5 separate regions of the Homo sapiens genome follow, and all the other regions are linked to region 1. The links are chromatin loops, found by intact Hi-C in ENCODE. Cell type or tissue: heart left ventricle. All regions are shown on one strand.

Region 1 (5,000 bases):
AAATCCCTTCTCTACAAAAAATACAAAAATTAGCCAGGCATGGGTGGTGTGTGCCTGTAGTCTTAGCTACTCAGGAGGCTGAGGCAGGAGGATCACTTGAGCGTGGGAGGTTCAGGCTGCAGTGAGCCGTGATCATGCCACTGCACTCCAGCCTGGGCCACAGAGTGAAACCCTGTCTCACAAAAAAAAAAAAAAAAAAACAAACAAATTACTACCAACAAAATGGATGAATCTTACAGACATAATATATAAATAAAAGGGTGTGTATCCCTTAAAAGACGGTTGGTGCATTTAGGGATCTTTGTCATGTAATTATCTCTACATTAAAATATTTTATAATTTAAAAAAGAAAAAATACATCTATTGGATCTAAAAATTCAACTCATGGAAATCTACCCGAAGGAATATCTGAATTACTAAAAATACATTCACACAATATATTTTTTTTACAATTTATGTAAACTGTAGAAAAAATTAGAAAAGGGTCAGTATCTTACAAAAGGGAAATGGCTAAACTTATGGTATGCCTGCAATGTAACACTGTACACTTATTTAAAATGATGTTTACAAAGAAATGTAATAGGGAAATGTCATAGGGAAAACATAGCACAATTTAATCAAAATATCAGGAAAAGTAGAATACAAATTGTAATATAAAGTGTGAGCTGTCATTCTGGATCTTTTGGCTAAGATCAAGTGCACACTGTAATCTCAATCATATTTTATAGAATGATAATGGTAGAAATTTAAAAATACTGTGATTCCTTTTTTTTTTTTTTTTTGAGACAGAGTCTCGCTCTGTCACCCAGGCTAGCGTGCTGTGGTGGGATGTCGGCTCACTGCTCACCTCCCGGGCTCAAGCAGTCCTCCCGCCCAGGCCTCCTTAGTAGCTGGGACTACGGGTATGCACCACCTTGCCCAACTAATTTTTGTATTTTTAGCGGAGATGTAGTTTTTGCCATGTTGCCCAGGTGGGTCTTGACCTCCTGGCCTCAGGTGATTCTCTTGCCTCTGCCTCCCAAAGAGCTGGGATTACAGGCATGGGCTACCACACCCGGCTACTGTGATTCCAATTTTACCTGTTTACGTATATACAAACATGTATACACATCCAGGGTGAAAAAACACTAAAATGTCATACACCAAAATATTGATAGTGACTACCTATGTATGTCATGATAATAAATGTTTTGTTTGTATTCTCCAATGTTTCTACAAAGTATACGTATTACTTTTATTTATTTGAGATAGTCTCACTCTGTTGCCCACCCTAGAGTACAGTGGCACGATCTTGATCTCGGCTTATTGTAACCTCCACCTGCCAGGTTCAAGCAATCCTCCCACTTCAGCCTCCTAAGTAGGTGGGAGTGTAGGTGCCCACCACCACACCCAGCTAATGTTTGCATTTTTAGTAGAGATGAGGTTTCACCATGTTGGCCAGGCTCGTCTCAAACTCTTGACCTCAAGTGATCTGCCCACCTTGGCCTCCCAAAGTGCTGGGATTACAGGCATGAGCCACCAAGCCCGGCCTGTATTACTTTTATAATCAGAAAAGAAATCAGGCTAGGTGCAGTGGCTCACACCTGTAATCCCAGCACTTTGGGAGGCCGAGGCAGGAGGATTGCCTGAGGCCAGGAGTTCAAGACCAGCCTGAGGAATACAGCAAGACCCTGTCTCTACCAAAAAAAAAAAAAAAAAATTAGCCAGCTGTTGTGGCATACACCTATAGTCCCAGCTACTCGGGAGGTTGAGGTGAGAGGATTGCTTGAGCCCAGGAGGTTGAGACTGCAGTGAGTGAGCTATGATCGTGCCACTGCACTCCTGCCTGGGCTACAGAGTGAGTCTCTGTCTCTAAAATATAAATAAATAATGGTGGTTTGTTTTTTTTTTGAGACAGAGTCTTGCTCTGTCGCCTAGGCTGGAGTGCAGTGGTGCTATATTGGCTCACTGCAAGCTCTGCCTCTCGGGTTCACACCATTCTCCTGCCTCAGCCTCCCGAGTAGCTGGGTCTACGGGCACCCGCCACCACGCCCGGCTAATTTTTTGCATTTTTAGTAGAGACGGGGTTTCACCGTGTTAGCCAGGATGGTCTTGATCTCCTGACCTCATGATCCGCCCACCTCAGCCTCCCAAAGTGCTGGGATTACAGGCGTGAGCCACCACGCCCAGCAATAAATAATGGTTTTAAGGTATGAAAAATAAAATGACTAGCAGTAAATACAAGAGAATATTAACAATGGTTGTTTCTAGAGTTGAAATTTGGGAAAGATTTTTTTTTAATTTTATGAATTTTCCAACCATCTATATTGAGCCCATATTGTTTTAGAATTCAAAAACGAATACATTTCATTTCTAAAAGTGTGTAATACAATTCCACAATCCTAGAGGACAAACTATCCCTGCCACCACAGTCCCCAGAACCCTGTCTGTTTGCATTAGCATAGGGTGATAATGCTTCAAGTTCAGTAACTGGCTGAAGTCACCATCTGCATGGAAGTATTAAGCAGCAACACCCCCCCACACCCTCCCCTTCACCCCCTCACCCCCCCGCCACCGCCCCCGAGCCCTGGCTGCTTGTCCTGGCTCAGTGCCTCGGCTTTGCTGGGAATGCCAAGGACTTGGAGGGATCCTGGGTGATTATAAAGAGCCAAGGCAGCAGGGGCCAGTGCAAGACACTTTTATAACTGTCATTTTGCTTGATTGAAAGGAAAAATAATGCAATCTCATCCTGGTAATTTGATACTTCATCCAGCATGTTGAGAATTTCAAACGTCCATGACACTGAGCTTATGAGAATCGCATGGTTTTCAAAAATGCGGGCCGTGAAATCCAGAGGATCTGAGTTTGAGCCCTGACTCTGCCACCTGCTGGCTGTGTGACTCTGTGTGTTGTGTCCCTTAATTTCTTTAATCTTCACTTTCTTTCAAATGCTAATGACATTATTATCTATTCTGAGGACTATTATTATTATTATTATTTTGATGTGGAGTCTCACTCTGTTGCCCAGGCTGGAGTGTAGTGGTGAGGACTATTATTATTATTATTATTATTATTCTTTTGACATGGAGTCTCACTCTGTTGCCCAGGCTGGAGTGTAGTGGTGAGGACTATTCTTCTTCTTCTTTTGACATGGAGTCTCACTCTGTTGCCCAGGCTGGAGTGTAGTAGTGTGATCTTGGCTCACTGCAACCTCCACCTCCCAGGTTCAAGTGATTCTCCTGTCTCAGCCTCCTGAGTAGCTGGGATTATAGGCGCACATCACCAGGCCCGGCTAATTTTTGTATTTTTAGTAGAGACGAGGTTTCACCATTTTGGCCAGGCTGGTCTGGAACTCCTGACCTCAGGTGATCCGCCTGACTAGGCCTCCCAAAGTGTTGGGATTATAGGCATGAACCACCACACCCAGCCCCAGAGGACTATTATGATTAAATGAGATAAAGTATGGCAGCCCATAGGAGGTCCTCAGTACAAGTTAGTATCATCATCATGATCATCATCCTTCTTGGGTTGAAGCAACGTGTTAGCTGATATTTTGAGTGCTGACTCTTTGAGAATTTACCAAATGAAGTCTCCAAATCAAAACCAAAAACCTATTAAAATGACATTGACCTGTAATCCTAATGTGTCTGGAATGTATTCCTTCTGGTGGGTTCTTGGTCTCTCTGACTTAAAGAATGAAGCTGTGGACCCTCGCAGTGAGTGTTACAGTTCTTAAAGATGGTGTGTCCGGACTTTGTTTCTTCAGATGTTCAGATGTGTCTGGAGTTTTTTCCTTCCGGTGGGTTCACGGTCTCGCTGACTTCAGGAGTGAAGCCGCAGACCCTCGCAGTGAGTGTTATTGCTCACAAAGGTGGTGCAGACCCAAAGACTGAGCAGCAGCAAGATTTATTGTGAAGAGCGAAAGAACAAAGCGTCCGCAGCGTTGAAGGGGACCCAAGCAGGTTGCCACTGCTGGTTGGAGGTGGCCAGCTTTTATTCCCTTATTTGTCCCTGCCCATGTCCTGCTGATTGGTGCGTTTTTACAGAGTGCAGATTGGTGCGTTTACAAACCTTTAGCTAGACACAGAGCGCTGACTGGTGAGTTTTTACAGAGTGCAGATTGGTGCGTTTACAAACCTTTAGCTAGACAGAAAAGTTCTCCAAGTCCCCACTCCATACAGGAAATGCAGCGGGCTTCACCTCTCACTAACACTTTGGGAGATTGAGGCAAAAGGATTGCTTGAGCCCAGGAGTTCAAGACCAGCTTGGGCAACATAGGGAGATCCCATCTATACAAGTGATAATTAAAAAATTAGCCGGGAGTGGTGGCATGTGCCTGTGGTCCCAGCAGCTCAGGGGGCTGGGGTGGGAGGCTTACTTGAACCCAGGAGGTTGAGGCTGCAGTGAGCTATGACTGGATCACTGCCCTCCAGCCTGAGTGGCAGTGAAATCCTGTCTCAAACAAAACAAAACAAAACAAAACAAAACAAAACAAAACACCACACCATTAAAATGACATTGAGTAGAAAAATTAGATCTCTCATACCATGAATATACAATGTTGCAACCTCTTTGGAAGATGGTCTGGCAGTTCCTCCCGGGAGGTGGAGGTTGCAGTGAGCTGAGATCGCACCGCTGAACTCCAGCCTGGGCAACAGAGCGAGACTGTCTCCAGAAAAAAAATAGAAAATATCCGCAATCTTGGGGAAAAAAAATCGTAAAAGATATAAATGGGTTTGGAAGGTAGAACAGAGTTCCAGAAAGCATAGTATGTATTCCTCTTAAAGGAGGCTTGAGAGAGAGAAAAGAAGTTGAGGAAATATTTGCTCTCAAGACTTAGGACCTGAAATCCCCTATCTGTTATAGAGCTGGGAGCTGCTGCTTCTCCATGAAGTGCTTGAGGAGTGGGATCAGGTGTGTGAGTTTTGCAGGGGCATGAAGCTTTTACCATAGGAGCTTAGAGCACATGCTATTTGAGAATGGGTAGGGTATCTGAGAAAAATCCCTGGGTTGCATGCGTA
Region 2 (5,000 bases), 280 kb before region 1:
CCAGTTAGCAAATAGACTCTTCCAAGAGCCAAAAAGAGAGTGCCTAGAGCACTGATGTGGAGGTTAGGGACTACTTCCCAGCTCATCAGATTTTTTTTTGTTTTTTTTTTTGGAGACAGTCTTGCTGTTTCCCAGGCTGGAGTGCAGTGGCACAACGTTGGCTCACTGCAGCCTTCACCTCCTGGGTTCAAGCAATTCTCCTGCCTCAGCCTCCTGAGTGACTGGGATTCCAGGCGCCTGCCACCACGCACGGCTAATTTAGTATATTTAGTAGAGACGGGGTTTCACCATATTGGCCAGGATGGCCTCGAACAACTGACCTCACGAGTGATCTGCCCACCTCGGCCTCCCCAAGTGCTGGGATTACAGGCATGAGTCGCAGCAACTGGCCAACCCATCAGGGTTTGAACCTGGAGTTAAAACTGTGACGAAGAGAGCTGTGTGGGGAGCGTACAGGGAACAGTCAAACTGCTGCTCCTCTGCGCTGAATTTGAGCATCCTTCTGAGTCAAGCGCTTGGAAAACAGTGCTAAAAAAGAAAAAGACTTAAGGGTCACATCTAGAGAGAGAAGGATGGAGAGTTCTCTAGTAGGGCTGCAAGTCCAGAAGCTTCTCTGTGAAGCTGGGCTAGGAGTGTTTACTTTGAAGTGGCTGCAGCTTTAAGTATTTATTCCTGATCGCTGCACTGCGGGAAGTCCCATCCTTTATAGCCAGGTGGGCTTTCCCAGCCGGGGTCTCTCCCATCCTCTGTCAACAAAAGGGTCATTTGCGAATTCCTCTTCTCAGTGATCATGAATCTCTGGGCCTTGATTTTTTTTTTTTTTTTTTTTTGAGACGGAGTCTCACCCTGTCGCCTAGGCTGGAGTGCAGTGGCCACATCTCGGCTCACTGCAAGCTCCGCCTCCTGGGTTCATGTCATTCTCCTGCCTCAGCCTCCCTCCCGAGTAGCTGGGACTACAGGCACCCGCCAGCACGCCCGGCTAATTTTTTGTATTTTTAGTAGAGACACGGTTTCACCATGTTAGCCAGGATGGTCTCGATCTCCTGACCTCATGATCCGCCCGCCTCAGCCTCCCAAAGTGCTGAGATTACAGGTGTGAGCCACCATGCCCAGCCGAGTTGTTCCTTTTGACTAAAGAATTGGTCACTGAGTTGTGTTCATCCTTATGGCTTCTTATCCAACCCTTGCGTGGGGAGCAAAAGTCTGCTCTCTTCTTTGATGTCCTAAAATAAGACCTGTCTTCCGATTCAGGTCAAACAGGGCCAGATGGCCAGAGCCCAACATAATTATTTGTTGCGGTTGCTGAAAAGAGTTAAGTGTTTCTTCTGAACGGTGAAGGCTGGCAGCAGGCAGATCTGATTTTTCCTTCTTCTGCCCACTCTCTTCCTCCTACCCAAAGTCTCCCCTCACGTGACCAGCCCTTCCTGTGAAGTCGAGGTGATAAACTCAAGAGAGAACCAGCGCAGAGAGGAGATGGCAGCATTAAGGAGAGACAGGGGTGTCCTACTGGCTGGAGCTAAAATCCACCTCAGAGGCCAGGTGCACTGGCACACACCTGTAATCCCAACACTTTGAGAGGCTAAGACAGGTGGATCGTTTGAGGCCAGGAGTTCAAGACCAGCCTGGGTCACATGGCAAAATCCCATCTCTGCTAAAAATACAAAAATTAGCCAGGCGTGGCAGTGTGCACGTGCATGTAGTCCCAGCTACTCAATACTGAGGCTCAAGGACTGCTGGAACTCAGGAGGCAGAGGTTGCAGTGAGCCAAGATCATGCCACTGCACTCCAGCCTGGGTGAGAGAGACTCTTAAATTTCTTTTTTAAATCCACCTTGAAGGCCAGGTGTGGTGGCCCACGCCTGTAATGCCAGCGCTTTGGGAGGCCAAGGTAGGAGAACTGCTTGAGCTCAGGAGTTCCAGACCAGCCTGGGCAACAATATCAAGACCTCATCTCAATTTAATAAAATAATCCACCTTGGATTAACACGTATAATTTCCTTTTCTAATATTCACTGGGCACCTGTTTTACGCCATGTGCGGTATGTTCCACGATCAGCAAAACAGATGCAGCAGTCCCTGCAGTGGGGAAAACTCAGTCCATGAACATTCACACCAGCAGGGGGTGCTGTCTCGCCTTTTAACCAGGGAGCCCCTCTGTGTCCTTCTCAAGGCTGCCCTTGTCCATTTCACCTTCTTCCAATTCAAATCTTGAAAACTCACCTCTAAGGCGAATGGGGGTGAGGAGATACAGAAGAAAAACAGTATGTTCTCTCTTCAACTCTGCCCCATGGGCTATGAATAAAGTCAGAAGACAAAATCCCCTGCTTGGTTTTTGGCGTTTTTTTCCTATTCTAAATCAAAGACCACAGCAGACCAGAATCCTGTGGCTTCTCAAATGACCAAGCCTGACATATTGAAAAGCAGATCGTCTTGCTTTGAAAAACCTTCTCCACCCACCCCCGCAACCAATTTCAGCTGATTAAATTCAATCACTCATGCCTTAAGACTGGCAATGATTTGTTGACTTCAACTTGAATATCTGCATCTTATTTGTGCCGTGTGTGTTTTCTGCCATAAAAAAAATTTATATTGCAATAGGACTATAGCTACAAGTTTAAAATAGATTTATAAAAAATCTATCCCAACCATGAAGATTTCTTTGCTAAATAATGTGTTTTCTTACAACCCACAGGCGAGGAAACGAGACCTCTTTCGTTCCTTCTAGAAGGTCTGGAGGACGTAGAGTTATTGAAAATGCAGATGGTTCTGAGGAGGAAACGGACACTCGAGACGCAGACTTCAATGGAACCAAGGCCAGTGAATAAGCAACTTTCTACAGTTTTGCACCACGGCAAGAAAACCAAAAACCAAAACAAACAAACAAAAAAAACCCAACAACAACCCAGAACAAAGCAAAACCCAGCAGACTGTACTTAGCATTGTCTAAATCCATTCTCAAATTCCAAATATCACAGACACCCCTCACACAAGGAATATAAAAACCACCACCCTCCAGCCTGGGCAACGTAGTAAAACCTCATCTATACAAGAATTTAAAAATAAGCTGGGCGTGGTGGTACACACCTGTGGTCCCAGCTACTAGGGAGGCTGAGCCAGGAAGAACGCTCCAGCCCAGGACTTCGAGGCTGCAATGAGCTATAATTGCATCATTGCACTCCAGCCTGGGCAACAGAGACCCTGTCTCAACCACCACCACCACCACCACCCCTACTACCCCTGTATTCAAGGTAAAAATTGAAGTTTGTATGATGTAAGAGATGAGAAAAACCCAACAGGAAACACAGACACATCCTCCAGTTCTATCAATGGATTGTGCAGACACTGAGTTTTTAGAAAAACATATCCACGGTAACCGGTCCCTGGCAATTCTGTTTACATGAAATGGGGAGAAAGTCACCGAAATGGGTGCCGCCGGCCCCCACTCCCAATTCATTCCCTAACCTGCAAACCTTTCCAACTTCTCACGTCAGGCCTTTGAGAATTCTTTCCCCCTCTCCTGGTTTCCACACCTCAGACACGCACAGTTCACCAAGTGCCTTCTGTAGTCACATGAATTGAAAAGGAGACGCTGCTCCCACGGAGGGGAGCAGGAATGCTGCACTGTTTACACCCTGACTGTGCTTAAAAACACTTTCACTAATAAATGGTTATAAATCACAATGTCGTTGGCTTTTCTGTTGAGCTGTTTTCTATAGAGGAAAAGGAGTTGGGGAAGGCTGGGTTTTGCTTCATCGTCCCAAAGATTCTCTGAAGTCAGGGTTAACGTCATGAATGCAGAAACTGAGGCCTAGAGAGGTGAAATCAATTGCCTACAACCCCACAGCCAGCCAGAGAGCAGAGCAGAGATGCAAAGTGAGACTGTCTAAGGGGGTTACTGGGCCGCTCAGCAGGGAGGGCAGGGGAGAGAAATAAGGTGATGTGTGGTCTAAGGGCCACTGCCCCCTGCCCTCGAACATGACTGGGAAGAACATCTTGACTCATCAAAACCAGTATCTTAAGAAAAATACAGGATTTCCTTGATTTTTTGAGTTAAAACACAAGGTCTTGTCCAATGAGTCAGCAAACACTTTCCACAAAACGTCAGATGGTGGCTGGGTACAGTGGCTCACACCTGGAATCCCAGCACTTTGGGAGGCTGAGATGGGAAAATCACTTGAGGCCAGGAGTTGGAGGCCAGCCTAGCCGAGAGAGACCCCCGTCTCTATAAAAAAAAGGTGTTTTTTTGTTGTTGTTGTTAGTAAGCCAGGCAGGATAGTGCACACCTGTACTCCCAACCTCTTGGAAGGCTAAGGCAGGAGGATCATGTGAGCCAGGAGTTCCAGGCTGCAGTGAGCTATGATCACGCCACTGCACTGCAGCCTAGGTAACAGTAACACCTTGTCTCTCACACCACCACCACCACCCACCCAGCCAGATAGTATTTTAGCCTTTACAGGCTACATATGGTCTTGCCGAATATTCATCTTCTTTAAAACAACCCTTAAAAACATAATAAATCATTCTTAGAGTAAGGGCCATAAAAACAAGCTGTAGGCCCTGTCCTTCTTTCAGCTTGAGTGTTTTAGACAGACATGCCTGCAAAGGCTCTGTTCAACACAAACGATGCCGTATACCACCAACTCCATGGGATCAGACAGATTTGGGAGACAGGAAACATGGAAACAAAGGACTCCATCTTGTGACCAGATGCTAATATGCCTTGAATGACGCACAAACACATCCCGGATACATTTCTAAAAACCTGGCTTGAATAGAAATTTTCAAAAAGATTTTTTCATATTTTTTAACTTGGTTAAAAAAAGTTTTTCACCACTCTGTGGGAAAACATTAAAGTATAAACATACAAAGCCTCTTTGACCAGAAGCCCAACAAGTTCAACATTCGTTTCTCTTGATTTTATTGATCTTTTAAAAAAATAAAAGGACATCTTCTGTGGATACAGGTTAGGATGTTTCTAGGGTAAGAAACCCACCATCGCAG
Region 3 (5,000 bases), 770 kb before region 1:
CGTCCTCTACCTCAACGGGCTGTGGCTGCCTCTCGTCTGGATCGTGGTCTGCTTCGTCTATCTCTGGCAGGTATGCCAGAGGAGGAAGACGGGATTTGAACGGAGTCCCCCACCCCCTCCTTCTCCCCCTCCTCCTTCCCCCTCCCACCCTTCCTCCTCCTGACTTAGCATTCAAGAGGCTGGAAGAGGTCCGCTGTGACCCCAGGGTTAGGGCAAGTCTGAGGCTGTGGGAGAACCAGGTTGGTGTCAGAGAGGCACATGAAAGGTTTTACCCTTGTTCTGCCTTCATCACCCTGGATTCCATTCCTGGTGTAGAAGCTCATAAGGCTTCCTCCCCTCTCCCTCTGCCCCAGCCTCCTCCTCCTGCCCCCCTCCTCTTGCACCCCTCCCTGCACCCTCCCTCCTCCTGCATCTCTCCCACCTTCTGCCCACGCACCCCCTCCTCTTCCTGCACCCCTTCCTTTTCCTCCTTCCCCCTCCTCCTCCTCTTCCTCTCTCCTGCTCCACCTTCTTCTTCCTTTCTGCTCCCTGTCATCTTCCCTCCCACTTCTTCCCTTCTCCCTTCTTCTCCTCTACCGTCCTCCCTCTCTTCCCTCTGCTCTTCCCTCTCCTTCTCTTCCCTTTCTTCTTCCTCTCCTCCTTTTTCTCCTCCCCTTCCACCCCCATCTCCTCCTTCTCCTCCTCCTCCAATCCTGTCTCAATTTGCCTACTATTGTCTGATACGATGGGAAAAGTCCTCAATAAGGATGACCTTCACTTGACCTTGGGCAGGAAGTTCACCCTCTCTGGGCCTCAGTTTCCTCTGTAGAAAGATGATGATGATGACGTTGATACTTCCCCATGTGCTATTAGGGTACCCAGTAGGCAAGTTAACCATGTTTTGAAGTTACCAGTAACCCTGAGGCACCACCATAGCCACTGTCCACAAAACACAAGAGGAGAACATTTTAGGGGGAAAAATTGCTACTTAGTGTTCAAAAAACACAAAGTAGCCATCAGGAAACAACCAAACAAAACAAACAAAACATTTACTTTCCAACTTCATTCCTTTAACGTTGTGGTATAGGATTTTCTTTTTTTAAATTAAAATCAGACTCTGGGCCAGGCACAGTGGCTCATGCCTATAATCTCAGCAATTTGGGGGGTGAGGTAGGTGGATCACTTGAGGCCAGGAGTTCCAGACCAGCCTGGCCAACCCCGTCTCTACTGAAAGATACAAAAATTAGCCGGGCATAGTGGTGGGTGCCTATAACCCCATCCACTCAGGAGGCTGAGGCAGGAGAATCGCTTGAGCCTTGGAGGTGGAAGTTGCAGTGAGCTGAGATAATGCCACTGCACTCCAGCCTGGGTGACAGAGTGAGACTCTGTCTCCAACAAATAAATAAAAGTAAAAATAAAATTAGACTCTGTATCGGGAACTGCCTAGGCTCAAATCCTCCTTCTGACCACTTATCAGTTGTGAATCTGTGTGCAAGGACCCTACTCTCTCTGTGCCTCCTGTTCTTGTCTCCAACGTGAGGATCATAATTAACAGTAGCACTCCTGCCCCAGAGGGGCTGAGGCATTAAACGAGCCCATATGTAGAAAGCACTTAAAAGGGTGCCGGGCACACAACTGCACCCTGTAGGTATTTGTAATATTATCATTAGTTACTTTTCCATAAAGGATAAGACAGTAGATGCTTTTTACACTGGAGGCCACACCATCTCTCCTGCAAATATTCATCTCTGCCCTTGGAGTGCAGAAGTGGCTGTAGACCATACTAAGCAAACAGGCATGGTATTCCTCCAATAAAACTCTATTTATGGATGCTGACATTTGAAGTGCATATCATTTTCATATGTCGTGAAATAGTATCCTTTTGATTTTTTTTTTTTTTTTGAGACAGAGTCTCACTGTGTTGCCCAGGCTTTGGTGCAATGGCACAACTTCGGCTCACTGCAACCTCCACCTCCCAGGTTCAAGCAATTATCCAGCCTCAGCCTCCTGAGTAGCTGGGATTACAGGCGTGCACCACAACATCTGGCTAATTTTTGTATTTTTAGTAGAAACTGGGTTTCACCATGTTGGCTGGGCTGGTCCTGAACTCCTGACCTCAGGTGATCTGCCCACCTCAGCCTCCCAAAGTGCTGGGATTACGGGCATGAGCCACTGTGCCTGGCCTTGTAAAAACTGTTAATGGCATTTTGATTGTAATTGCTGAATATTCCAAAAAAAACTCGAATGCTCATGCATATGATTGTTTTTGCTAAGGCTAGGGGCCAGGACTTTTTCCAGTGTCTTCACCTTGTATTCCAGGGCCTTGCAAACAATAGGCAGGTGCTTAGCAATTACAACATAAGGCACTCAGACAGGGCTTCATGTGCAGTACATAAATGTCATCATTAGGAAGAAAGAGAGGGAGAGAGGAAGAACATGGGAAAATTCAGGGCAATTGATCAGGTTGACCCCACCGTTGCTAAAAATCAGATGAGACCAGGCGGGGCACGGTGGCTCACGCCTGTAATCCCAGCACTTTGGGAGGTGAAGGCCGGCAGAACACTTGAGGTCAGGAGTTCAAGACCAGCCTGGCCAACATGGCAAAACCCTGTCTCTACTGAAAATATAAAAATTAGCCGGGCATGGTGGCATGTGCCTGTAATCCCAGCTACTAGAGAGGCTGAGGCAGGAGAATCACTTGAACCCGGGAGGTGGAGGTTGCAGTGAGCTGAGATCACATCACTGCACTGCAGCCTGGACGACAGAGTGAGACTCCTTCTAAAAAAAAAAAAAAAAAAAAAAAAAAAATTAGATGAGACCAACAAGATATCCATAGATAATGCACCATGTTACTTTGCTTGTGTACTTTTCCTGCCTCTTGGTAGACAGTTCCTAACATCACCGTGAGGTCTTGGTGAAGGAGGAGTGGACACTGAGGTTGCTACAGTTTAATGATACCATTTTTCCCCCAGACAGAGATGTTCATCTTCTGCTCACATTCCTTGAGTGTTTTTCCAAGCCCTGCTGTGGGCTGGTGTTTACCCTCTGCGCCCTTCTCCATTGAGCCACTAGGTAGCGCCATTGCCGCATAAATGAAACAAACTGGCCCAATGTTAGAAAATAGTGTTCCCAGGCCAGGTGGGGTGGCTCAAACCTGTAATATCAGCACTTTGGGAGGCTGAGGTGGGTGGATCACTTGAGGCCAGGAGTTCGAGACCAGCCTGGGCAACGTGGTGAAACCCCATCTCTACTAAAAATACAAAAATTAGCCGAGTGACACATGCCTGTAATCCCAGCTACTCAGGAGGCTGAGACAGGAGAATCGCTTGGGAAGCAGAGGTTGCAGTGAGCCAAGATCATGAGACTGCACTCCAGCCTGGGTCACAGAACAAGAATCCATCTCAAAATAAACAAACAAATAAATAAATAAATAAACATAGTGTTCCTAAGGACTGAGACGGGAAACTGAGGCACACAGACTGGAGTTGGGGTGGGGCTTGTCAAGAGAATGGGTCCAAATAACCTGTGCAGAAATCTCAGAAAGTCACAGCAACTTAAAAATCATTTATTCTACCCCCCACTTCCACATTTTCCAGATATAGAAACCAAAGCCGAGAGGGGGAAGATAACCATCCCAAAATCACCACGTTGGTGGGGGAGCAGGGTTGCCAGAGAAAACACAGGACATTCAGTGAAGTGTGAGTTTCAGACAAACGGAAGAATTTCTCAGTGTATGTCCCAAATATTTCACGAGACTTAGACTAAAACCTTATTCACTCTTTATCTTCAAATGTAACTGGGCATTCTGTATGATGATTTACTAAATCTGACAACCCTTGCGAGGGATGAAATGAAGATTAGGAAAATAATTAAACGCAATAAGAGAAAATGCCAAATGAGAACAACTCTATTCCCATTTTGCAGACAAGAGAATTGCACCTAAGGGAGATGACTTGCCCCAAGGCCACACTCAAAACTCTCAGGGTCAGGATTTGAACCAGGTCCCCTGATTCCATAGGTCTCAACTTTACTGTTGTGGCTGGGAACACCCCCCAGTCCCACTCGTGTGTGTGCACAATCTGTCTTGAATATAACTCTCTCCCTATCGTGTAAGAGGGCTGTTTCCCTCCCTGACATTGAAGGACCCCACCTTCAGCAGGCATCTCCTGACACAGCAGACCCCATGAGCACAGATCCCTGGGACCTGGTGGCTGCCCTTATCAGATTCCCTGACATCCCCATCTTAGGACCCAAGTCTGACCACCTTCGGGGTCTGCAGCTGTGTTACAGAAAAGGGGTCCTGATCCAGATCCCAAAAGAGGGTTCTTGGATCTCGTGCAAGAAAGAATTCAGGGCGAGTCCATAAAGTGAAAGCAAGTGTTTGTTTGTTTGTTTTTTGAGACGGAGTCTCACTCTGCCACCCAGGCTGGAGTGCAGTGGTGCGATCGTGGCTCACTGTAAGCTCCGCCTCCTGGGTTCAAGCTATTCTCCTGCCTCAGCCTCTCGAGTAGCTGGGATCACAGGTGCCCACCACCACACCTGGCTAGTTTTTATATTTTTAGTAGAGACTGTGTTTCACTATGTTGGCCAGGCTGGTCTCAAACTCCTGACCTCAGGTGATCTGCCCGCCTCCGGCCTCCCAAAGTGCTGGTATTACAGGCATGATCCACCGTGCCCGGCCAAAAGCAAGTTTTTTAGTAAAGTAAAGATCTAAAAGAATGGCTACTCCATAGAGAGAGCAACCCAGAGGGCTGCTGGTTGCCCATTTTTATGGTTATTTCTTGATGATATGCTAAACAAGGGGTGGATTATTCATGCCTTTCCTTCTTAGACCATATAGGGTAACTTCCTGATGTTGCCATGGCATTTGTAAACTGTCATGGCGCTGGTGGAGTGTAGCAGTGAGGATGACGGGAGGTCACTCTCGTAGCCATCTTGGTTTTGGTGGGATTTGGCCGCCTTCTTTACTGCAACCTGTTTTATCAGGAAGGTCTTTGTGACCTGTATCTTGTGCCGACCTC
Region 4 (5,000 bases), 180 kb before region 1:
GCTGGCTTTTTAGAATTGACTCTAAGGGGAAAAAGGGGCATCATCAGCACTTTGCTCAAATGCCTTCTGCAGCCTGGCTGTGGCTACATGAGCCTTAGTCATCCAGTTGAGAATCTGTCACCGTGCCTGTTGGCTTTGCTCTTCTGTTGAACTCTGAGCTACTTTATTTACTGTGCACACTTGAGAAGGGAAGACAACTCGAATGTTTTTTTTTCTTTTGCCTTTCAAATTTTAATAGTTGAAGTCAGAACTGCACAGGTCCAGTTACGGGTAGAAAGTACAGTATTTGAGGGATGCGAAACTCATGGATACTGGGGGCCAATTTTTCGTGTCTGCAGTTTCCGCGGGGCAGACCGCAAGACTTGAGTAGGTGCGGATTTTGGTATCCAGGCAGGGTCCTGGACCCGATCCCTTGAGAACACCAAGGGGTGACTGTATGGTCGTATCCTCCTTCTATTATCTGGTTCTTAAACGGTGCTCCTGCAGAACATTGATGTCCATGAAATCATAGAATTCCAGGGCCCATTCTCACTTAAAAATTAATAGAAACAATCTCAGCTTAAGCTTTCCCTCCTGTTTATTTTTGTTCAACTTTTGAAGCCTGATTCTCTCTTCTGCTAGCAAGTTTTAACTGAAGATCAGATGAATAAACAAAAAAAGTGGGGATATTCAGAAGCGTGATTTCATGGGAATAATTTCTAGAGTACTTGCTTAAGTACAGGGACCTGGGTGTGTGTCATGTTAATAGATATGGGGCAGGGGCTAGAAAATTGTTTCTAGCTTATAAGATGACATTGTTTCTAGCTTATAAGATGAATATATATGAATTTCATAATATAATAATATCATAACTTCCTGGTGTTCTGCCCTGGAACATGTTTGAGAACCACTTGCAAAGAGGGAAGAGTATATGTGTTTGTTTTAGGTTGTGTGTGTTTGGAAGGCAAGGATGATATCGTTTATAAATTCCCAAAAGGATTTACTCTAGTGTGGATGTTGAACACAAATGGGTAGAAAAAAACTGTGATTTTATGTTTTTTGGTTTTTTTAAAAGAACGCACTCAGGATGAAATAGAAAGGACAAAACAGTTCTCCAAGGATGTCGTTGATTTGCTGCGTCACCAACCCCATTTCCGGATGCCCTTTAATAAATTTATCCCTTCTTACCATCACCACTTTGGCCGGCAGTGCAAACTTGCGTACTATGGGTTTACCAAACTACTTGAACTTTTTGAAGCCATACCTGATACTTTACAAGTGAGTGAAGAAATTCTAATTTTATAAAGTATTTTTCTGAACAACGTATAGGAAATACTTTTTCACGTTCCAGACCTGTTTTTCTGGGAAGTAGGGAGTTACGAAAGAGGATGAAAATCTAAGCTATTCCAGTCAGAGAAGCCATATTCCTGACTCATTAGTATTTTTAGATAAATATGGCTTTTTCCTTCAATAAAGGATTATTCAAACTTGTTTTGGGGGTAATTATTGAAAAAAAGATTCAGTAGGTTTTCTTTTTTTTGTTTGTTTGTTTTTGTTTTTTGAGACGGAGTTTCTTTCTTGTCGCCCAGGCTGGAGTGCAATGGCGCAATCTTGGCTCACTGCAACCTCCGCCTGCGGGTTCAAGCAGTTCACTTGCCTCAACCTCCCGAGTAGCTGGGGATTACAGGTGCCCGCCACCATGCCCAGCTAATTTTTCTATTTTTAGTAGAGATGGTGTTTCACCACGTTGGCCAGGCTGGTCTTGAGCTCCTGACCTCAGTTGATCCGCCTGTCTCAGCCTCCCAGAGTGCTGGGATTACAGGCGTGAGCCACCACACCTGCTGATTTCTTACACTGAATATTTGTTCATTACTTTTATACTTTTAAAATCCTTCGTGTTGAAGGTAGGTCTGAGTACATGAGGTAACATCAGTGCTAAGCTGTTCGCTGTTGCTAAGTTAAACCAAATTTCTGTTGTTGATTTTATTTTCTTTTTTTACTACTGAAGTGCTTTTTAAAAATTGTTTTATTGTGGCACAATACACATAACATAGAACTTACCTTCGTAACTATCTTTATATCTCCTGTCCAGTAGTGGTCAGCACATTCACATTGTTATGCAACCGATCTTCTGAACTTTTTCATCTTACACAACTGAAACTTTATACCCATTCAGTAACGCTGACTTGTTTTTTCATTACTAGCTGCATACTTTTTTTGCTATTCTGTAAACACCCGTGATTTGTTTATTTTCCCTTTCCTCCCCCCGTGTGTTTTCAAAGGTATTGGAATGTGGAGAAGAAAAGATCCTTACTCTGACAGAGGTGGAGCGGTTCAAAGCTCTAGCTGCCCAGTTTGTTAAACTCCTTCGGTCCCAAAAAGATAACTGCCTTATGATGACAGATCTCCTTACAGAATATGCTAAAACTTTTGGTTATACATTTCGTCTCCAAGACTATGATGTCAGTTCCATTTCGGCTTTAACTCAGAAACTCTGCCATGTCGTGAAGGTAAATGTTTTTTTTTTTTTTTTTTTTTTTCCCTCATGGGATAAAACTCACAGTGACCTAATTCTCATTAGGACGTTTGCGTGTGCTGTAGCGTTTCTTTATTTACACCTTGAACTACTTAACTGTCACAGCATTATGACTCGTTTTGTGTCATTAGTGCTTATTAGGTAATAGAAGCCTTGGTTTGGAAGTTGAGAGTTTTGGTCTTCCTCTTGTGTGTTTCTGAATGGCCTTGCCAAAGCAATGCCTTTGTGAACTGATGAGGTCACTCTTCACCCCAGGGTTCGGTCATGAGGTGCAGCTGCCTCAGCACTGCTGGCCTGAGCTTGACTCCTTCCAGTGTGAGTTTTGCCTGTGACGTTCTTGGGAGCCCGTAATCACACAGTGTCCTCTCCCTCCACATTCTCACCCACTTAGGAGTAGGCTTAGGAGCAAGCGAGGGTGCAGAGTGGCCTTTGTCACTGGCAGAGCTGTAGTAGAGAGGGCAGCTCGTGCTGTTTGCTGTCCTGGACTGCACTTGACCCTTCCTGTCCTAGGCAGAGCAGCTGCCAGTTTTCGGCCTCCTCCCCCACAGGACCAGAAGAAGTCACTGCCAGGAGGAAGGAATGGAAAGGGAAGCATGAAGGACGGCACCCTCAGTTACAGGCCCATTACTAGCTGCACACATTTCTGTGTCATTTAATTCCGTAAACAGCCAGAACGGGTTCACTCTCCCTTTCCTTCCCACTGTGGGGTTTTTTTGGAGTTGGAGTCTTGCTCTGTGGCCCAGGCTAGAGTGCAGTGGTGCGATCTTGGCTCACTGCAACCTCCGCCTCCCAGGTTCAAGAGATTCTTCTTCCTCAGCCTCCTGGGTAGCTGGGATTACAGGCGCCCGCCACTACGCCCAGCTAGTTTTTGTATTTTTAGTAGAGACAGGGCTTCACCGTGTTGGCCAGGCTGATCTCGAACTCCTGGCCTCAGGTAATCCGCCCACCTCAGCCTCCCAGAGTGCTGGGATTACAGGCATGAGCCACTGCACCCAGCCCCCACTGTTTTTTAATGTATTGGACTGCAGCTAAGAAGACGTTCTTACCTTGGCAGAGGTAGGAACGCTCAGAGCTCTCCTTAGGTACTGATTGGTTGGAGGAGGAGGTGAGAGAGCAGGAAGCACAACCAGGAGAGCCGAACATCCCTGAGCCAAGGCAGAGGAATGGCCAGCAGCATCGCAGGAGGGCTGGTCAGAGAGGGACTGCCTGACTTCCAGGTTTAGCTCAGTGGGAAGAGTCGGTGCTGCTGGCCAGGTCAGTGGCAGTGTTGGTTGTGTAGACAGAAGCCACCTTGGAGTGTGGTGAGGAGTGAGGAGAGGTGAGAAAATGGCCCAGGTCATCTGGACAGCATCCTGGTTTGTCTGCTTGTGAAGATGGAGGGCTGTGGCAGCAGCTAGAGGCTGTGGGGCTGAGGGAGCAAGGGAGGATTTGGGCTGTTGGTTTTCCTACCTGGAAAAACTTGAGCATGTCTGAAAGCCATTGATGTGGATCTGTCTAGAGAGAGAAGATGAACATACAAGGGCGAGAAGGGGTAAGACAGGAGGGCCTTGAGGTGTGGGAGACTAGGAAACAGCACACAGAGGAAGGAGGAAGTATACAGGGCAATAGGCTGGGGGCAGGCATGGGCAGGTCTGATGTTTATCATCAGGAATAGAAGGGAGTCCTCTTCCAAGAGTGGTTTTCCACTAGAGAGAGGGACTGATCTCTGCTTAGAGAGAGAGAGGAGAGGCAGGGCTCAGGACTTAGGAGTGGGGAGAAGGTCCACAGTTGTCATGGTGAGTGGAGAGTGGCTTGATCAGGATGTCACGTGGAGTGCAGGGGTATCGAGAGCTCACTGCAAGTTGGCACCGTAGACTCTGGGAGAGCAGCAGTTGGGGTGTGGCTATGCAGGTGTCGGTTCAGGGAAAGCAGGTGGTTGGATTCAAGGTGGGAGTTTACCGATGGGCGTCAGGAAAAGGCATGGGATGAGCGAATTTAAATATTGACAAGAATGTCAGTGCCAGCATGACAAAAGAGGAGAGTGAAGCAAGGGAGTGGGCTGGCAAATTGGGAGCAGATAGGAGGCAGTGATGCTGCTGAGGTTTGAGAAGGGGCGGAGTTGAGCGGGTAGAGTCTCTTTCTGCACTCCCACCCCAACAGCAGCTCCAGACTTGCTTTTGCAAGTGGGATGCTCAGGAGGTTTGAATGATTTATGTTGGATGGGGTAATGACAGGTTTGCACTGTGACCCTGGAGATGGGTGTCTGCAGTGAAATTGAACACAGGAGGATGTCGTCGGAGATGACAGAGGCAAGGCATTGAAAGGCTATACGGCTGTGGTGTGGGACAGGTCCCTGGGTGTTCAGTTGCCCAGGATGATGAAAGGGGTGGACTCAGGTGGATAGGAAGACCCCACGCCATGACCTAGGGCTTTGCTGGGTGAGTGTGATGGGTGGGCAGCTGGGGTGTGAGCAGCAAGAATGGGGAGAGCTGAGAGAGGCTCCGTG
Region 5 (5,000 bases), 120 kb before region 1:
TCAGGTCACGAGTTCAAGACCAGCCTAGCCAACATGGCGAAACTCCATCTCTACTAAAAATACAAAAACTAGCCGGGCATGGTGGTGCATGCCTGTGATCCCAGTTACTCGGGAAGCCGAGGCAGGAGAATTGCTTGAACCTGGGAGATGGAGGTTTCAGTGAGCTGAGATCGTACCACTGAACTCCAGCCTGGGCAACAGAGTGAGACTCCATCTCAAAAAAAATGTCTGGTAGAGATGGGGGTCTCACTATGTTGCTCAGGCTGGTCTCAAACTCCTGGGCTGAAGCCATTCTCCTGCCTTGGCCTCCCAAAGTACTGAGATAACAGGGGTGAGCCACTGTGCCTGGCTCTAAAGAAATTTCTGCAGCTAGAAGAGCTCTCACCTTACATGAATGAAGAAATCAATGCCCAGAGAGGTGAATGCTGTTCACCAATTCACTGACTCATCCAGAAAACAGTTCTTGAGCGCCTACTACGTGTCAGCCCTCCTGATCTATTTTCACTTTCAAGAGACATTGAGACATAGGCCAGCTACCAAGGCCATGTGGCGAGACAGCAGGGCTCTTCCCACCCCACTGCTTCGACTGAGACCAGAGCTTGTTTTCTTCTCTGGGCTCTGGCAGGGAACTGGGCCGTGCCCAGTGCATGCAAGGTTGGCCAACAGATTTCCTGCACCTGCTCACTGATGCTACCTGGCAGTTTCTGGGACCGCACTTAGCCCTCTGCACATCCTTCACTCCTTTGAAGGAGACAGTAAGTGTTGTGAGTTCATTTCTTCTTCTTCTTCTTCTTTTTTTTTTTGAGATGGAGTCTCGTTCTGTCGCCCAGGCCGGAGTGCAGTGGTGCAATCTCAGCTCACTGCAACCTCTGCCTCCCAGGTTCAAGCAATCCTCGTGCCTCAGCCTCCTGAGTAGCTGGGATTACAGGGGCACACCACCATACCCTGCTAATTTTTGTATTTTCAGTAGAGACGGGGTTTCACCATGTTGACGAGGCTGGTCTTGAACTCCTGACCTCAAGTGATCCACCCACCTCGGCCTCCCAAAGTGCTGGGATTACAGGTGTGAGCCACCGCGTCCACTTGTTATTTTTGATTTTTTTTCCCCCAGACTCTTACCAGTGCCTAGAATGAGACACATAGTCCTTCCCTTGGAGGGCCCAGCGAGCTGTGAAGTGGATAGAAGACTGGCCCTTGGTGTCCCTAACCCTACCCCTAAGGCCTTTGGCTAAGCTGGCCCAGAATAATTAAAGATGTGAACAGAGATTAAGCTCCAGGTGGGCACAGCAGCTCCTGCCTGTTATCCCAGAACTAAGGGAGGCCGAGGCAGGAGGATCGCTTGAGTGCAGGAGTTCAAGAGAGCTGCTGGTTTTAAATGTGGCACTTCCTACACTCATTTTCTCTTGTGCTGTCTCTCTCCTGCCGCCACGTAAGACGTGCTTGCTTTCCCTTCGCCGTCTGCCATGACTGCAAGTTTCCTGAGGCCTCCCCAGCCATGCAGAACTGTGAGTCAATTAAACTTCTTTCCTTTATAAATGACCCAGTCTCGGGTAGTATCTTTACAGCAGTGTCAGAACAGACTGGTACACAGCCCATGTGCATCCCTGTGTAAAGCCTGGCCCCAAGGAGTTCTCTTGAACTCCTGCACTCAAGCCTTTGCCCAACTCCTCCCTCAGCTCAGAAATCTTTGTCTCAAACTAAGTGCTCTGCAGCTTCACTAATCCCTTCTCCTTCTGGAATCTTCCTGATGCCCTCAGCTACATCAGGTCCTCTTCCTTCCTGCAGCCATAGCCCCCTTGTTATCCCATTGACATCTAGGCATTCCAGAACCATCTAGGCATTTGTGTTTCTGCCTCAACAGACTGCACCTCCTTTAAGGGACTTTGCCTTTTTCCTTCATGGTTCTAGCACACCACCCCGTCCCTGATACATTGCAGTAAATACACAAGGAAGGAAGGAAGGCTGGCAGGCATGGAGGGTACACACAGTACTGCATTTTGTTGAAACAAGGCCTAAAGACTGCAGGTGCAGGTGGAAAAATTTCAAGTCTCATGATAGACACCACGAGGGCAATCGCATCTATCAAAGGCGGTGAGTCAGCCCTGGAGAAATCCAATTAAACATCCGTCATTCGAGTGATACTGCTTTGCATTCTGCTATCAATACCGTTTCTATTCTGAGCTGGCTCAGCATCTGGGCTCTCTTGTGCCTTCCACTCTCAGTCACCTGCTGCGAGTTCCTGCCACTGTGTGGCGTCCTCTCCCCCAAATCCACCCTCTCCACTCCCAAGTCCATCCCTCCTCTCAAGCTGATGCCAACAAAAGCTGATTTGTATCCAGCCCAATCTCATTGAATCCTCATCATCTGTAGGGTGGTATTCTTATTCTCCACTTTACAGAACTCTCAGAGAGGTTAAGTAAATCGCCCGAGATCAGACAGCTTGCAAGATTTGAAAGAAGACAGTCTAACTCCAGAGCCCTGACAATTGCCACTACAACAGACTGCCTACGCATGTCACCCAGATATACCAGGCTGTCATCTTCTGTTCCCATACCCCCTTACTTTATCCCGTTCTTTCAGTCAGGAGCCTTCTAAAATGCTTTCAGGCCGGGCGCGGTGGCTCATGCCTGTAATCCCAGCACTTTGGGAGGCTGAGGCAGGCAGATCACTTGAGCTCAGGAGTTTGAGATCAGCCTGGGCAATACGGTGAAACCCCGTCTCTACTTAAAAAAAAAAAAAAAAATTAGCCAGGCATGGTGGTGGGCACCTGTAGTCCCAGCAACTTGCGGGGCTGAGGTGGGAGGATCGCTTGAACCTGGGAGGCAGAGGTTGCAGTGAGCTGAGATTGTGCCACTGCACTCTGGCCTGGGTGACAGAGTGAGACTTTCACCAGTGGCAGTTCCAAGGAGTGGGCTTTCTTAGGGATGGCAGGGAATGGTTTCAGTCCCACCTCGTAATTTCCATTAGCCTTCAAACCACCTCAACATTTAAAAAGTGCTTTTGGGCCGGGCGCGGTGGCTCACACCTGTAATCCCAGCACTTCGGGAGGCCGAGGCGGGGTGGATCACGAGGTCAGGAGATAGAGACCATCCTGGCTAACACAGTGAAACCCTGTCTCTACTAAAAAACACAAAAAATGGTGGTAGGTGCTTGTAGTCCCAGCTACTCGGGAAGCTGAGGCAGGAGCATGGCGTGAACCCGGGAGGTGGAGCTTGCAGTGAGCCGAGATGGCACCACTGCACTCCAGCCTGGGCGACAGAGCAAGACTGCATCTCAAAAAAAAAAACGTGCTTTTGAAATGGGAAATATCAGGTAGGATAGAAGCAATAAGAGAAAATGAAATAAAGAAATGGGAAATAGACATTTTTCCCAATTTTGTGGAAAGTGTAAGAAAAAAACTTGATAGAAACTATGCAATTTTAATTAATTTGTACGACACAAATCTCACTAAAAACCATGGACTCCCTACTGCGAAGGCAGCTCTAAGGTAAGTCCCCTGATTGTTTCATGTGACCAACTGGCTGGCCCTAAGCCCCTCCTGTTTAGGAATTTTTTTTTTTTTTTTTAGACAATGTCTCACTCTGTCGCCAGGATGGAGTGCAGTGGCGTGATCTCAGCTCACTGCAACCTCCGCCTCCTGGGTTCAAGGAATTCTCCTGCCTCAGCCTCCTGAGTAGCTGGGACTACAGGCGCCCGCCACCACGCCCAGCTAATATTTGTATTTTTAGTAGAGACAGGGTTTCACCACGTTGGCCAGGATGGACTCCATCTCTTGACCTAGTGATCCGCCTGCCTCTGCCTCCCAAAGTGCTGGGATTACAGGCGTGAGCCACCGCACCCGGCCCTGTTTAAGAATTTTAAAGCAATCACTCCATTTTTTTTTTTTTTTTTTTTGAGATAGAATCTTGCTTGCTCTGTTGCCCAGGCTGGAATGCAGTGGTGTGATCTTGATCTGGGCTTACTGCAACCTCCACCTCCTGGGTTCAAGCAATTCCTCTGGCTCAGCCTCCCAAGTAGCTGGGATTACAGGCACCAGCCACCATGCTCAGCTAATTTTTGTATTTTTAGTAGAGTTGGGGTTTTACCAGTTTGGCCAGGCTGGTCTCAAACTCCTGACCTCAGGTGATCTGCCCACCTCGGCCTCCCTAAGTGCTGGGATTACAGGCATGAACCACCACATCCGGCCGCAGTCATTCCTTTCAGCTGAGCTTCTAAGGACTGAAGGAAAAAACTCTTAAGAACACAATCTGCAGGCCCCGGGGAAGCCTCCCCTGCCCTCTTCCCACCCATTCCTGCTTAGCCCATGGACTGGGCCACTAGGACCACTGTCTCAGCTTAGCCCTGCTCCTGCCAAAGCACAGAGCACACTTCTCTGAAGCCATCACCTATCTACCATCACCACTGGCAATTCCCATCAGAGTCATTGCACCAGCAGAAGCAGATAAGCTTTTGATAATAAGTAAATTAATGTTTAAGTCAACTTCATGTTTATTCAGCATGCTAGTGATTAGTGGTCTCCTTTGTAGGCAAGCGAGACCCTGGGGCTTGATAAACCACAAAGAAAACGCAAGTAATCTCTGTTGGATGCCCCAAAGTAGGGCAGGCTAGGACTAGAATGAGTGATGTGCTGGGGAATGTTTAACTGGCTGGAAGCAGGGGAGGGAGGTAGAAGCCTTGCTGTGAATCATTTGCCAATTTCCACGGTGTAAATACTCCCACTGCTGCAGATTTTGAGCTACCCACAGTTGAACAACTGGTTCTCCAGATTCCTAAAAATTTAACATCACTGGCTAGAATCAACAAGTGGGCAGATTTAGGGGTGCTTCTTCAACACTCTAAAGTATTCATTCAACGTTTACTTAGAAGAGAAGCTGAGTATTATTTGGGGAAAAGGTTACCTGTGGCGATGATGATGACAATGATTTTGGCTACCATTTACTCGGAATTCACCACGCACAGGGCGGGTGCAGTGGCTTACACCTGTAATCCCAGCACTTTGA

What was found. A loop is a pair of places that touch in the nucleus more often than their neighbours do. Peaks named below come from ENCODE experiments on the same cell type or tissue, not always from the same donor. Only the 100,000 strongest peaks of a DNase experiment are listed, where the experiment ranks them.
Region 2: it touches region 1 in a loop (10-fold over the local background); 51 of 110 quality-filtered maps call a loop at or near these places.
Region 3: a loop joins it to region 1, with 5 times the contacts of the local background. A loop is called at or near these places in 11 of 110 quality-filtered maps.
Region 4: a loop joins it to region 1, with 2.7 times the contacts of the local background. A loop is called at or near these places in 14 of 110 quality-filtered maps.
Region 5: it touches region 1 in a loop (3-fold over the local background); 49 of 110 quality-filtered maps call a loop at or near these places.

The regions. Positions count from the first base shown.
Region 1 is chr16:15,425,609-15,430,608 of GRCh38, reverse strand. All of the region lies in intron 1 of MPV17L-BMERB1 (MPV17L-BMERB1 readthrough), which reads right to left. Among named protein-coding and RNA genes, the nearest start is that of BMERB1, 6.5 kb to the left of the region's middle. In heart left ventricle, a CTCF peak has its summit at 2,853 (motif pointing left); DNase peaks (open chromatin) are centred at 2,578 and 2,848; H3K4me3 peaks cover 335 bases; H3K27ac peaks cover 218 bases.
Region 2 is chr16:15,701,815-15,706,814 of GRCh38, reverse strand. The region is part of intron 8 of NDE1 (nudE neurodevelopment protein 1); the gene reads right to left. MYH11 (myosin heavy chain 11) reads left to right here. Exons shown (of 41, transcript NM_002474.3): 41 at 2,692-3,680. The coding sequence ends at 2,824. Among named protein-coding and RNA genes, the nearest start is that of NDE1, 54 kb to the right of the region's middle. In heart left ventricle, a CTCF peak has its summit at 2,112 (motif pointing right); a DNase peak (open chromatin) is centred at 2,104.
Region 3 is chr16:16,193,091-16,198,090 of GRCh38, reverse strand. It overlaps ABCC6 (ATP binding cassette subfamily C member 6), which reads left to right. Exons shown (of 31, transcript NM_001171.6): 10 at 1-70. Among named protein-coding and RNA genes, the nearest start is that of ABCC6, 28 kb to the left of the region's middle. In heart left ventricle, a CTCF peak has its summit at 3,032 (motif pointing right); no DNase peak of the experiment used is centred here.
Region 4 is chr16:15,605,780-15,610,779 of GRCh38, reverse strand. It overlaps MARF1 (meiosis regulator and mRNA stability factor 1), which reads left to right. Exons shown (of 27, transcript NM_014647.4): 20 at 1,055-1,257; 21 at 2,262-2,489. Among named protein-coding and RNA genes, the nearest start is that of MIR6506, 2.8 kb to the left of the region's middle. RefSeq lists an enhancer at 14-308. In heart left ventricle, no CTCF peak of the experiment used is centred here; a DNase peak (open chromatin) is centred at 2,879; H3K27ac peaks cover 957 bases.
Region 5 is chr16:15,548,243-15,553,242 of GRCh38, reverse strand. All of the region lies in intron 2 of MPV17L-BMERB1 (MPV17L-BMERB1 readthrough), which reads right to left. The region is part of intron 2 of BMERB1 (bMERB domain containing 1); the gene reads right to left. Among named protein-coding and RNA genes, the nearest start is that of MIR6506, 60 kb to the left of the region's middle. In heart left ventricle, a CTCF peak has its summit at 2,245; a DNase peak (open chromatin) is centred at 2,234.